Linked DNA regions of Homo sapiens: region 2 is linked to region 1. A link is a loop called in an ENCODE intact Hi-C map of the cell type or tissue named here. Cell type or tissue: K562. All regions are shown on one strand.

Region 1 (5,000 bases):
CATTGTTCAACCCCCACTTGTGAGTGAGAACAATGCAGTGTTTGGTTTTCTGCTCCTGTGTTAGTTTGCTGAGAATAATGGCTTTCGGCTTCATCCATGTCGCTGGAAAGGACATGATCTCATTATTTTTTATGGCTGCATAATATTCTATGGTTTATATGTACCACATTTTCTTCATCCAGTCTATCATTGATGGGCATTTGGATTGGTTCCAAGTCTTTGCTATTAAGTAGTGCTGCAATAAACATACGTGTGCATGTGTCTTTATAGTAGAATGATTTATAATCCTTTGGGTATACACCCAGTAATGGGGTTGCTGGGTCAAATGGTATTACTGGTTCTAGATCCTTCAGGAATCACCACACTGTTCTCCACAATGGTTGAAATAATTTACACTCCCACCAACAGTGTGAAAGTGTTCCTATTTCTCCACACTCTCGCCAGCATCTATTGTTTCCTGATTTTTTAATAATCGCCATTTTGACAGGTGGGAGGTGGTATCTCATAATGATTTTTATACGCATTTCTCTAATGATAAGTGATGATGAGCTTTTTTTCATATGTTTGTTGGCCGCATAAATGTCTTCTTTGGAGAAGTGTCTGTTCATATCCTTTGCCCACTTCTTGATGGGGTTGTTTGTTTTTTTCTCGTAAATTTGTTTAAGTTACTTGTAGATTATGGATATTAGACATTTGTCAGATGGGTAGACTGCAAAAAATTTCTCCCACTGCCTGTTCACTCTGATTCTAGTTTCTTTTGCTGTGAGGAAACTCTTTAGTTTAACTATACCCCGTTTGTCAAGTTTGGCTTTGGTTGCAATTGCTTTTGGTGTTTTAGTCATGAAGTTTTTGCCCATGTCTCTGTCCTGAATGGTATTGCCTATGTTTCCTGCTAGGCAAATAACTTAGAAGCAAGAGCAAACCAATTTAAAAGCTACCAGAAGACAAGAAATAACTAAGATCAGAGCAGAACTGAAGGAGATAGAGACACAAAAATCCCATGAAAAAAATCAATGAATCCAGGAGCTGGTTTTTTGAAAAAAAATTAACAAATTAGATATTCCACTAGCTAGACTAATAAAGAAGAAAAGAGAGAAGAATCAAATCGACACAATAAAAAATGATAAAGGGGATATCACCACTGATCTCACATAAATACAAACTGCAATCAGAGAATACAATAAAAACCTCTACACAAATAAACTAAAAAATCTAGAAGAAATGGATATATTCCTATACACACACATGCTCTCAAAACTTAACTAGGAAGAAGTTAAATCCCTGAAAAGACCAATAACAACTTCTGAAATTGCGGCAGTAATTAATAGTCTACCAACCAAAAAAAGCCCAGAACCAGATGGATTCACAGCCAAATTCTACAAGAGGTACAGAGAAGAGCTGGTTCCATTCCTTCTGAAATTATTCCAAACAATAGAAAAAGAAAGACTCCTCCATAACTCATTTTATGAGGCCAGCAGCATCCCGATACCAAACCTGGCAGAGACATAACAAAAAAAAAAAATTTCAGGCCATTATCCCTGATGAACATCGATGCAAAAATCCTCAACAAAATACTGGCAAACTGAATCTAGCAGCACATCAAAAAGCTTATCCACCATGATCAAGTCGGCTTCATCCATGGGATGCAAGGCTGGTTCACCATATGCAAGTCAATAAACGTAATCTGTCACATAAACAGAACCAATGACAAAAACCACATGATTATCTCAATAGATGTAGAAAAAGTCTTCGATAAAATTCAACATCCCTTCATGTTAAAAACTCTTAACAAACTAGGTATTGATGGAACATATCTCAAAATAATAAGAGCTATTTGTGAGATACCCATAGCCAATATCATACTGAATGGACAAAAGCTGGAAGAATTCCCTTTGAAAACCAGCACAAAACAAGGATGCCCTCTCTCACTGCTCCTATTTGACATAGTATTGGAAGTTCTGGCCAGGGCAATCAGGCAAGATAAAGAAATAAAGGCTACTTAAATAGGAATAGAGGAAGTCAAATTGTCTCTCTTTGCAAATGACATGATTCTGTATTTAGAAAACCCCATCGTCTCAGCCCCAAAACTCCTTAAGCTGATAAACAACTTTAGCAAAGTCTCAAGATCGAAAATCATTGTGCAAAAATCACAAGCATTCCTATACACCAACAACAGACAAGCAGAGAGCCAAATCGTAAATGAAATCCCATTCACAACTGCTACAAAATGAAGAAAATAGCTAGGATTACAACTTACAAGGGACGTGAAGGACCTCTTCAAGGAAAACTACAAACCAGTACTCAAGGAAACAAGAGAGGACACAAAGAAATGGAAAAACATTCCATGCTCATGATAGGAAGTATCAATATCATGAAAATAGCCATACTGCCCAAAGTAACTTATAGATTCAATGCTATTCCCATCAAGCTACCATTGACTTTCTCAGCAGAATTGGAAAAAACTACTTTAAGCTTCATATGGAACCAGAAATGAGCCTGCATAGCTAAGACAATCCTAAGCAAAAAGAACAAAGCTGGAGACATCACGCTACCTGACTTTAAACTATACTACAAGGCTACAGCAACCAAAATAGCATGGTACTGGTACCAAAACAGATATACACACTAATAGAACAAAACCCAGACCTCAGAAATAACACCACACATCTACAACCATCTGATCTTCAACAAACCTGACAAAAACAAGCAATGGGGAAAGGATTCCCTATTTAATAAATGATGCTTGGAAAACTGGCTAGCCATTTGCAGAAACTGAAACTGGACCCCTTCCTGGGGAAATTCAATAATACAAGGACAAAAGAAGTGAGAGCTGGACCAAACGTTAGATTATTACAGATTGTACCGTGCTGCCCCCTATAGTACAGGTGAGGAAATGCCGAACAGTTAAGTGATGCCTAGAGTTAAAATCTAAGTGTCAGAATCAAGACCAGAAAGCAGTTCACCTGAACCTAATGCTCTAGTCCATCATTCTGAGTCTCTTTCACTGCATAATTCCAAATCTGAATGCCATCTGGAAAGTTCTTGTAATAATACTGTGGATGGTTTCAATTTTGGAGCAGAGTATATGGAGACTAATTTCATCTCTTAGATTAACTATGTTTTGTTGCTGTTGTTTTTAAAATTTTTCTTGTTAACTTTTATTTTGTTATATATAATACATTTCTGAATTGCTAACTTAGCTTTACTTGAAGGCAAAAACAGAACAAATAAGCTCAATTCTCAAGATTATTTATTTTTATGAGAAATACTTGGGTTTGTTTATGCAATGTAAAGATGAAATATGAACAAACAACTCAGACAAATCTTGTTATTTCTCTCTTTAGATGCTGTACCTTCACAGGGGAGGGCAAGGTAGATAAATTTTGGTAATTTCATTAAAGGAATTTTGACCCTATAACTGAATTTCAGATGAAACTGCTCTATTCTCATACAGGTAAATATCCTCCCAGCCTGAGTAAAAGTATTAAAAATTTGCAATTAAAAGAAAGATCAGTATAATTATAATGAGAAAAAGCACTTGTGGCATTGCTGGTATAATTCAATATTAACATATTTTTGTAACTTACATTTTTATATATTATTAGTTTGTGTCTGAGTTAAACGAAGTCTTTGGAATTTATAACAAAAGCTTTCTTTCTTTCCAGGTAAAAGTTACTACTTATCCCAAGTAAGAACATATTTTCTTCTTCCTTATCCATTATCATAAAGTTATTAAGCATATATTCCAAAGTAAACTTCCTAAAAGTGAAAAGAAGGAGAAAATATAAAACATCATTGTTCTATCAACTTTGGGTCTAATCGACTTTGAGTCTAACAATCTCTTTCAGCATAAAACCAATATCACTACAAATGAATATATGTCTTCATTTTACAATGGATGCTTTCATTTTACTATTTGTTCACTTCGAAAAAAGGACAAAATATTTGTTCTATATATTTTGTATATAAAATATGTAGATTTATATATTTTATTTTAGTATTAATCATTTACTGCTTACGATCATTAATTGGTCTTGTGGAAAATTATCACATAGTCTATTTCTTTAAAACATTCTAATTCTTATTTGGCTATTGAGGTTTTCCATTTATATCTTGTTTGGTTTTATATCTCAGATGTATGCATTGTTTATGCATCCCAAACAAAAATTAGCTATTAAACACTCTTACATTATCAGGCTGATTTATATGGACAAACTGTGGTATCCTTAATATAGTTATTTGTGATTTTGAGTTATTTGTGATTTTATGGCTTCAAAAGGACTCACTGAGAACTCAGCTTATTGACTGTTTCAAGTTCAGATGAGAAATAAGAATGAACCAATATTTGGATAAAAGAAATGTAGCAAATATTGGATTAAATCCTACTCTATAAATGGAAAGACTTATTGAGCTATTTTTCTGTCTTAAAAAGGTAGCTCACTAAGGCGTAGTCAGGGTTGTGCACAGATTGTGGTTGCTGTGGCAGTTACTGTCAATTTACTTAGAATTTCTTCAATAAACAATTTTTAATTCCCTAGTCTGTTGCTTAGAAGAACTGAAGCATTCCTTTTAGGAAATTTATGTTTGATAAAATACTTATAAATCTCACAAAAACTCACCAGCATGTTCAAAGTCATGTAAATTAAATGAATTTTTAGTTGTCGAAGCCAAGAGACAGGTGCTGCATGGAGATTAATCAAGAGTGGTCTCAATGTTGTATCTGTTTCACTAATTCAACAAAGTCAGCTGAGGAACTCTATGAAGCCCAGGGCAAATTTCTTTACATATGTTTCTCTATTCTGTGCCATTTCACCATGGTGCCTTTATTTTGAAAACTTTGAAGACAATTTCTATTTTAGGATACCTTTTAAATTTCAGAAAGCCATAGGAGTTGGAGTACATTTTAAAAAACCCATCCCCTCAAGTATTTATCTGTTGAGTTAACAAACAGTCTAATTTTACTCAAGACATTTTAAAATGTACAATTAAGTTGTTATTGA
Region 2 (5,000 bases), 240 kb before region 1:
TAAGCTTGTGTGTTTAGAACTTGTATATTTGTTTTCTTTTCAGGCATAAAAATATTCCTAGGGAAGTCATAAGCAAATTATGAATTCCAAAGAAAGTAGATGTACACAGAATGAGCTCATTTTAGGCAGATGATTATAAAATGAGCAAATAGAGCCCATGTGAGGATGACCCATGCATCCCTGGAAGTATATAAAGGTCTTAGAAGAGTAGAGGACAGTCACACTTCAGAAATATCCTCCTACACCTCAACTGAAATCTAACCTCCTGAAATCATGTGTTGCAACTACTACAGAAACTGCTGTGGGGGCTGTGGATATGGCTCTGGCTGGAGTTCCGGCTGTGGATATGGTTGTGGCTATGGCTGTGGATACGGCTCTGGCTGTAGATATGGCTCTGGCTATGGAACTGGCTGTGGCTATGGCTGTGGATACGGCTCTGGCTGTGGATATGGCTGTGGATACAGCTCTAGCTGCTGTGGCTACCGACCACTTTGCTACAGAAGATGCTATTCCTCTTGCTACTAATCATCACTACAGGTCATCCTTGGCTTTGCAATGACCTCTCCAAGATCAAGTTCAATTGAAATCTCCCCTACCCATTATCTTCACATCTAAGTAAAGGTTGACTATGGTCACCTGACTATCTGAATGCATATAAGAGAAGCTGTTGGCAGTGGATGGAGACTGAGTAGTTTCATCACATCGCTGAAGAGAGGAGATTTTATTCTGATTAATTTTCTAGTGTAATTTTCTAATGTAAGCTCTTACATCTTTTTCTGAATCTTTGTGCCATGACTATTTGCTGAAACACAAGAGGACTATATAATTGGAGCATACTAAAATGGAAAAAAAATAGAATTTTCTTAATAAAAGGCCTTACTCACTAAGAAGTCTGGTCTCCTTAATGTCTCCTTAATTTGAGGTTTTGTGGCTTCCTCAAAAGCTGTGTGACCACAACTTTAAATAAGACAACGTTATTTTATTGGTTGAATCCAAATACTTGTGTTTTACATATTTCTTAATTCCTTGTATGTTAACTCTTTACATTTTTATTTAAACATGAACACAAATATTAAGCTCAAAATTTTAAAATATGCATGAAAAAAGAATTAGAATAGAACCAAGAATGAGACAGGGGATCTACTCATGAGGTTAATGCACTAGTTCAGCAATGACTATCTTGTTTGAGCTTAAGTCAAGGTAATTAAGAGGCAACAATATTAATTTAATGTTAATAGCTTTTGAAATATGTAAAACAAGAAATCTTAGACTAAGCAGATAAGTCTCCTACAAGTGCTCAAGATGGTGAGAAAGGATCAGGGCTCTTTTATGTTCCCACTCCCCACCCTTTCTGTGTGACTTTCATACTCATGGTTTTAAAGTGGTTGCTGTGTATGACCAACATTCTGCACAAGTAAGGACAAATGATGAAGAGCATCAGGTCTTTTAAAACTTTGTCCTCTTATTTGGGAAGGGACACTCTTCCTGGAAGAATTTTGACTGCCCTTGTTTGTACACATGTGTACTGTGACCACTCTTAGCTAAAGGTGTGTAAAGAACAAAAAGGTGTTCAGGGGTTCTGCTAGTCAGCAATCATGTGTGCCCAAAGTATGTAGGTCTTTGGGATCAAGAGGAAAGGACAAAAGACTGAGGAAGCAAAACCTCAGGTAAATGGCCATATGTTCCTACAGCAATTTGAGTTTGGGAAGGGGTACAATTTATGACTTCACTCATTTTTTTCCTTCAAGTGTAGAGGTTTGAGCTTAATATACTGTCCTATTTATATCATATTACTGTTTGTCCACACATAGCTCTTTTCCCTTTTTCTATTTTTTTTTGTCTAACAGAGTAATTTATTTATTCTCTTACATTTATCTTTTATTTCCATTCTCACACTCATCTCTCATTCATAAACACCTTGTTATTTATTATTTTATATGCAATACCCCTTTTCATCTTGTCAGTATCCCCCAAAAGTTGGCCATTCTACTATATATTTTCAACCTATTTAAATTGTATTATTATATATATTTTTTAAAACCCCTTTTCTTTCAGCACAATTGCAGTGAATGATTCATTTATGCTACTACGTGTACATTTAGACTATTATTTCTCATTGCCATATGATACTTCACGTGGCTAATACACAAGATTTTGCCTTTTGCTATCTCGGTGATGCACACATAATCACACCCAGCTCTTCTTCAGCACAACATTGCTGCAATGAACACGTGACCCTTATGGGCTTCTATGAAAGTCAATCCCAAAATCTGTCCTCACATATGTAACAATATTTGTTTACTCTAACATGCTAATGTTGCTTGTTTGCACAGTGACAAAGATATCATCTTGCTGTTTTAATTTATGTATCTCTTATTATTAATGGGTGTGAACAATTTTCTTTCCATATGTGTTATCCTTAATGTTTTCTCTTCCACATCCTTTGCTCATTTTCTAAACAGAAGTGTCTGTCTCTTTCTTATTGATTTGTAGGCATTTATTGTATAATCCTAATAAAATTCCCTTGTTATTTTTGACACTGGAAAAATCTCACAAACTGTCATTTGTTTATTTTTGTTAATAGTGTGCATAATTGCACCACATTGCAAACTGTAATTTCTGACTTTTTAGTTATTTAAAAGATGATACATATTATCTTTATTTCATTGATATTCTACATCTGTCAATTGAAAATTTTTACATTTCACTCTTTGATCATTAATCCACCTGGAGTCCACCTCTATATATGGTGGTCCAGTTTCATTTTTCATTATATTAAGCTAGATTCTCCAGCACCACCTACTAAACAGCTCACCATTTGTAACTGATTGGTGGTGACCATCGTTAGTCTATGATTTTATCACATATACAAGAGTTGGTCTCTGGACTTTGTACTATGCTTGATTTATGTTTATATTTCTTAGCATTTTTAAAAGGTTTTGCAGGGAAGGTATATGTGTGATACAGAATTAGGTTTATTCTGGTTTGTTTTTTCACTGAAGACAACTAGGTCCAATGGATAGAATTTAAAGACAGGAAGACTTAAAAAAATAAGACACTTTTCAAATGGCTAACACAGTATGAAGATGGAATAAGTTGTCTTGTTAGCATCCCTATCCTGAAGTTATTGAATAATTTGTATCTCCACCCCCTAGAAAATTCTGAGTAATTCTGCACTCTGAACGTGGACCTAATTAAATTATCCACATCATTCACTTCTACTTTGAAATTCTGTGATTGTATATGTAAAGGATCATTGAATGTTAGTTGTAGGCAAGCTGGATAAGAATGATATGGCCTATAATGCCAAGAAATAATACTCAATTTTATTATAGAGTTAGGAAGAAGAATGTAAGGTTTCACATGAGTTTTGAGGCTAACCTACTGTTAGATCAAGTTTTAAATGATTTCTGGGAGTCCATGCAGAAAATGGTTTCCAAAGCAGGAGAAAGAAAGACAACAGATTAGTAATACCCTTGCAGAAGCGCTCATTAGAGTGGTAAGATATTACTGCAATAATGTGTGGGATCTATTTCAGTTATTGAAGGGATCCCAGGAAGTACTCACTGTGGAATGCATATATCAGTAGAAAAACGTTATCTAATTACAATGGAAGACAGCAGAGAGGAGGAAAGAAAAGATCTACAAAACACCCAGAAAACAAGAAAATGCTCATATATATATTCATATATATATTCATATATATATTCATATATACATTCATATATATATTCATATATACATTCATACATACGTTCATATATATATTCATACATACGTTCATATATATATATTCATATATACGTTCATATATATATGTTCATATATATGTTCGTATATATGTTCGTATATATGTTCGTATATATTCGTATATATATACGTATATATTCGTATATATACGTATATATATTCGTGTATATATACGTATATATATACGTATATATATTCGTATATATATTCGTATATATATTCGTATATATATTCATATATATATATTCGTATATATATTCATATATATATATATCCGTATATATATAAACAAAGACCCAACTAAATGTTGCCTACAAGAAACTCACGTTGCTTTTAAGGACACATATAGATTGAAAGAACAAGGATGGAAAAAGGTATTCCATGCAAATTGAAACAAAAAAAGACCATATACATATATCAAATAAATTAGACTTTGAATTAAAAAAAACTGTAAAACAAGGAAAAGAAAGTCAGTATATAATGGTAAATGGATTAACTCATCAAGAAGACATAACAATTATAAACACATATGTACCCAATGTCAAACACCTAAAAATGTAAAGCAAATATTAATATAGTTGAAGAGACATTTACAATGTAATATTACTATTATTTTATTATTGTATTTTATTATACTATTATTATTATTATTCTTTCATCAATGAACAGATTATTCAGATAGAAAATAGGTAAGTAACCATTAGATCTGAACTATACTTTAGAGCAAATGGACCTAATAGGCGTATATAGGACATTTCATCCAACAGCAGCAGAATACAATTCTGCTCAAAACACAGAAAACATGCTTCAAAAGAAGTCTTAACATATTTAAGTTTTCTTTTGTTGTTTTGAAATGTGTTTCAAAACAGGTCTTAATATATTTAGGAAGACTGTGATTATATTAAGTATCTTTTCCAACCACAATGGTTTGAATCAACAAATCAATAATGGAAGGAATTTTGGAAAATGTGCAGATATATGAAAACTAAACAACATCATCATAAACAACAAATGAGTCAAGAATAAAAAGAAAGGAAAACTAAAGATATCTTGAAACAAACGAAAATAAAAGCATAACATACCAAAACGTTGGGATGCAGCAAAGGCAGATCTAAGAGGACATATGCAGATATGGCTCTGCCTGGGGTTCTGTCTGTGGATATGATTGTGGTTCTGGATATGGTTGTGGATATGGCTCTGGCTATGGTTATGGATATGGCTATGGCTGTGGCTATGGCTATGGATATGGC

What was found. Hi-C counts contacts between places; a loop is a spot of excess contacts. Peaks named below come from ENCODE experiments on the same cell type or tissue, not always from the same donor. Only the 100,000 strongest peaks of a DNase experiment are listed, where the experiment ranks them.
Region 2: a loop joins it to region 1, with 2.2 times the contacts of the local background. A loop is called at or near these places in 3 of 110 quality-filtered maps.

What each region holds. Positions count from the first base shown.
Region 1 is chr21:30,503,682-30,508,681 of GRCh38, reverse strand. No RefSeq gene overlaps it. Among named protein-coding and RNA genes, the nearest start is that of KRTAP19-5, 4.0 kb to the right of the region's middle. In K562, a CTCF peak has its summit at 2,868; no DNase peak of the experiment used is centred here.
Region 2 is chr21:30,742,476-30,747,475 of GRCh38, reverse strand. KRTAP21-2 (keratin associated protein 21-2) reads left to right here and starts at 217. Exons shown (of 1, transcript NM_181617.3): 1 at 217-682. The coding sequence starts at 274. The coding sequence ends at 525. It also overlaps the pseudogene KRTAP21-4P. RefSeq lists an enhancer at 4,753-5,000. In K562, no CTCF peak of the experiment used is centred here; no DNase peak of the experiment used is centred here.